2 separate regions of the Homo sapiens genome follow, and region 2 is linked to region 1. A link is an interaction called in ENCODE POLR2A ChIA-PET data of the cell type or tissue named here. Cell type or tissue: CD4-positive, alpha-beta T cell. All regions are shown on one strand.

Evidence for each region. Peaks named below come from ENCODE experiments on the same cell type or tissue, not always from the same donor. Only the 100,000 strongest peaks of a DNase experiment are listed, where the experiment ranks them.
Region 2: POLR2A ChIA-PET joins it to region 1 with 11 read pairs; 7 of 35 experiments call an interaction of 5 or more read pairs at or near these places.

Annotation. Positions count from the first base shown.
Region 1 is chr17:35,213,373-35,215,872 of GRCh38, forward strand. No RefSeq gene overlaps it. Among named protein-coding and RNA genes, the nearest start is that of SLC35G3, 20 kb to the left of the region's middle. In CD4-positive, alpha-beta T cell, no CTCF peak of the experiment used is centred here; DNase peaks (open chromatin) are centred at 989 and 1,579; H3K4me3 peaks cover 2,026 bases; H3K27ac peaks cover 2,273 bases.
Region 2 is chr17:35,532,391-35,534,890 of GRCh38, forward strand. All of the region lies in intron 1 of SLFN12L (schlafen family member 12 like), which reads right to left. Among named protein-coding and RNA genes, the nearest start is that of SLFN12L, 4.0 kb to the right of the region's middle. In CD4-positive, alpha-beta T cell, CTCF peaks have their summits at 1,093 (motif pointing left) and 1,296; a DNase peak (open chromatin) is centred at 1,101; H3K4me3 peaks cover 2,500 bases; H3K27ac peaks cover 1,268 bases.

The sequences.
Region 1 (2,500 bases):
TCATAATATCTAGGGATGGGGTGAAAATTCCTGCTGCCAGGCCAGAGGGGATGGTCAGCTCCAAGACAAGGAAGCAGTGTCCAGGTAAGAAATCTTCATTTCAATGGATCACAAACTCCTAAACTCTTAACAATTGAACAGAAGCATAGGTTTTATAATCTCTGTGCATGTGGGAAAACAGGAAAGAGCTCTTCCTCTCTCTTCTGGCTCGACAAAATAAATTCTTACGCGTATATCCCTTCCAGGAAAAAGCATTCATTTCAATGTCATCAGAACAGCACAACTTAGAGTTAAACAAGCCTTCAGGATGACAGACTTGGTAGCAGTTAGTGATTACTTTCATAGGACACAATAATATTCTCTGAAGTCTAGATGTTTTATACAGTTTTCCTTTGCTAGACATAACATTTGGAAAGACAATTTCAAGAAGCGAAATCATACCTACTTTTCTGCAGCTATAAAGGGTCGGAGAGACATTATCTACTTATCTTGCTGAGTTGGTTGTTTTCCCCACCAGATATGTAATTTTCAGAGCTAAGCACTGAAGTTTCACTAGTTATTTTGGAGAGAGCAAGTGCCAGACCCCAGAGTTCAAAACTTAGAAGATGCAAAGAAAAGGTCAGGATAGGATTATTATTATGTGGACTATAGATCTTGTGTTTCAGATCCACAGGAGTGGCATGAATATGGGTCTATGAAATGCTGATTCTATCAGATAATCTGCGGGGGGTTTTTCCTCCAATTATATGGGGGAAAAAAGCTGTGTAAGAAGAGATACATTGTCCACTACTTTCCAGATAGTTCTCAGATTTTTATAAGTTTTAAAAATCAAGTGGTACATGCACATAATATTGGAAGTGAAATAGTTTGACAGGGCTTAGTATAACACCAGCAGTCTCCTGCTCCTGCCCCCATCTTGTTCCTAGGGGCCATCACTTTGATGTTTCTTTTGGTACTTAGCTCTAAATGGTGCCATTTTGAGGTTTAACTAGATATTATCTATTTCCGGAAGATTTAGCTCAATTATACTCCCTCCCTATTTTGCTCTCCCCACATCCTGCCAAGATGATTTTATCACTGTTTTCGGTTAGAACAATATTCGATGTTCACCTTGTTATGAGCCTCTCTAGTCACAGTTGTGCTAGGTGATGTACTATGGGTGCATTTCATTTCTCATACAACTTTCTGCTTTCCTCAGGATTCATATCATCTTACTTTTTCTTTGTTTCATAACTTTTTTTTTTTGGTTAATCAAGTACATGAAGTCTACCATCAACTTTGTATCCTCAGGAGAAGGTCCCCCGAGCCTTCTGCCCTTGGATCCTGACTGGGGGCTCTCTGGGCCCACCCTCAGCTGTCATCCTGGACTCCCTGTCACATGTATCCAGAGGGCTCTTTTCCCAGGGTGGATCCTTGTTTCCTTGATGGAGCTGCTTGCAGGATATAGCATGGGAACAGGGTCAGGGCAGGGCTTGGGGGTGCCAAAGCCTCCCTGATTCACAGAAAAGTTGCATAGGGTACAGGGTTTTATAACTGTTTTGATGATTGGTACGGATTTCCTCTTTTCACAGACTAGATATTAGTCAGGGCTGCTTGTCACTCACAGATGTTTTTCTGATTTCAAAGATGATGTGTCCTTTGCCAATCCTGCGATTAACACAAGGGTAAGGAAACTCCAAGCCCCCTCTGCCCTTCAGTCTGGTTGTTCCAAACAAGTAGTCATTGAATTTTCTGCCCAGGGTCTACAAACCACCCAATACAGACAACCCCGTGTTCTGCTGACTGTGCCCAACATCTGTAGTGGCAGGTTTTCCCTCCTGGTGTCCTCGACCTCCACTGCATGAGGCAGCCTTAGCTCTTCTTCCCACATAATGAGGGCTGAGGTTTAGGTGTCTCATTTCTTATTTTTCATTTGGGGTATTGCAAAAAAGGGAACAGAGATGTCTTTGGTGTGACATCTTAAAAGTCTCCTATTACTACTATAATAAATGTAAAAATAAATGTAAAAAAAGATTCAGTAAAAATAAGTATAAAAAAAGTCCACTATTATTTAATTACCACTCTGCCAAAAAAAATTCTAGGGGAAAAAAAGTCCAGATGAAACATGTCACAATGCTAACAGTCTTTGGACAATAAATAAATCTATGTCCTTCCCTGCCCCTATTTCTAAAGATTTTTTTCCAGATTTCCCAAAATGTCAAGATTGACAGTGTATGTTAACCAATGGGAGAAAATAAAACAAACTTGAAAATTGTAAGGAGCTCTGAGTTTTTAAAACCTTTTCATTTTGAAGCAATTTAGACTTGTAGAAAAGTTATAAAAATAGTACAGTTCCAAACGCCTAGGCTTAAGCCATCCTCCTGCCTCAGCCTCCGAGGTAGCCGGGAATACAGGTATGTACCACTGTGTCCGGCGTCTCTGGACTTCTTTGATACCACTTTTATGTCTCACAGGTGCTTGATTTTCTTTTACTCTTACCATTCTAGCCATTCACTCAGTC
Region 2 (2,500 bases), 320 kb after region 1:
GATTGCACCACTGCACTCCAGCCTGTGCAAAAGGGAGTGAGACTCCATCTCAAAAAAAAAAAAAAAGGCACAAAAGCAAAGCTTGTTTAATAAAAAATTGATAGTGCAGATAAATCAATAACAGAATAAAAAGCCTGAGGGACGTTATCAAGAAAAATTTTATAAAGTACCTGGCTCCGTTGGGATTACTGGAAAACTTTTTTTAAAACTTCAAAATCAGGCCAGGCACCGTGGCTCTCACCTATAATCCTTACACTTTGGGAGGCCAAGGCAGGCATATCACTTGAGGCCAGGAGTTCAAGACCAGCCTGGCTAACACAGTGAAATCCTCACCCCTACTGAAAATACAAAAATTAGCCAGGCATGATGGCAGGTGCCTGTAATCCCAGCTACTCAGGAGGCTGAGGCAGGAGAATCACTAGAACCCAGGAGGCAGAGGTTGCAGTGAACAAAAATCATTCCACTGCACTCCAGCCTGGTGAGACCCTGTCTCAAAAACAAAAACAAACCAAAAGACAAAAACAAAAAAACTTCAAAATCATATAATTATCACATTATTAAATATATATTGTTTGACACACAAAAAATGGCAGGCTACAACATTCAGTTTTATATACTTTATAAACAATATTATGGTGATCAATAATATTTTCAGCCTTATCTCTTATCATCTTAATAATATTACATTGTTTTACAATTTGTAAACATCAAATAAACAGAATTTTATATTCTGCTTTTATCACATAACACCTCTACAACCCTTTCAAGTTGTTATGCTTTTAGTTATATGTTACATTTCATCAAGAAGATGCTTAACACAATGTTGTATGTAGAAACTATTTTTAAAAGATGCATATTAATGAACTAGGTACTTCTCAATTGTTGAAATTGCTCTCAATTCATACTTAACCATAAATAATAGTCATAAATCATTTACTCAACAAATATTTATTGGAAATCTATTATTTGCCTAGCACTGTGCTAAATCCAGAAAAGACAGTGGTGAACAAAACAAACCTGGTCCCTGTTCTTGAGGAGGTTGACAGTAAACAAGTGACTCCTATGGACAAAAGTTTAGAATGTCAGGGGAGCTTAGAATGGAAACACTGCCCTCACCTGGCAGTTGGAGAGGGAATGGGTTCAGAGAAGGATTTCCAGAAAAAGTAACATTTGAGTTAAGATCTGAAGAATGCAAATGAGGTGAAGAGTTAATTTGGTGAAGAAGGGGGGGAAGAATTTTCTAGACAGAAGTAAGAAGGAGTATGTCAAGTTCAAAAGACTGACAGCACAGAGCTGGAAGGATAGAGGCAGGAGATGAGGTTGGAACCATGCTCAGGTGTCCAGCTGTGCATTGTCTGGTAAGCCACTTTAAGGGTTCCTGGCTTTACCCTAAGAGTAATGGGAAGCTGGCCAGACACCATAGCTCACGCCTGTAATCCCAGCACTTTGGGAGGCCGAGGCGGGCAGATCACCTGAGGTCAGGAGTTCGAGACCAGCCTGGCCAACATAGTGAAACCTCATCTCTACTAAAAATACAAAAATTAACCAGGCTGCACCTGTAGTCCCAGCTACTTGGGAGGCTGAGGCACGAGAATTGCTTTAACCTGGGAGGCAAAGTTTGCAGTGAGTCAAAATCATGCCACTGCACTCCAGGCTGGGCAACAGAAGGAGACTCTGTCTCAAAAGAAAGGCCTGGGCACGGTGTCTCATGCCTGTGATCCCAGCACTTTGGGAGGCCCTGGTGGGCAGATCATGAGGTCAAGAGATGGAGACCATCCTGGCTAACACGGTGAAACCCCATCTCTACTAAAAATACAAAAAATTAGCCGGGCATGGTGGCACATGCCTGCAGTCCCAGCTACTCGGGAGGCTGAGGCAGGAGAATCTCTTGAACCCGGGAAGCGGAGGTTGCAGTGAGCTGAGATCGTCCCACTGCACTCCAGCCTGGCAACAGAGCAAGACTCCGTCTCAAAAAAAACAAAAAGTAATGGGAAGCCATTGGAGGTTGTTAAGCAGGAAGACACAGCATCAGATGAACATTTTTCAAAGTCCTTTCTAGCTGAAGCAGGTTAGAGCAGTCATGGAAAAGACCTTTCAGGATATGGTTTCAGCAGCCCAAATGAGAACAGATGGTGATGTGGACTAAGGTGGGGACAGTGGAGAAGTAGGCAGAGTTGAGAGAGATTTAGAATTAAGCCGGCAGAGTTGAGAGAGATTTAGAAGTAAGCCGAGGGACCTGGCAATTGATGGGAATTCATGTCTATTATTTCAATTGCTCCTCTTCCATCTCAATCCAATGGATAAGAACCAGAATGGGCCCAGTCACTGGCGGGAGCTGTTTATGAGATACTGCTTCTCACCCCAGATTAAAAACCATAGCTTAGCCAAACATTGAAAGGGAGAAAGGATCCAAATGTGGAGAGAGAACCTGGATATATGCCAAAGCTTAAGCAGCCAAAAGCAGAAATCTCTATCAAGGCCTGGGATCAAGAGTTCTGAT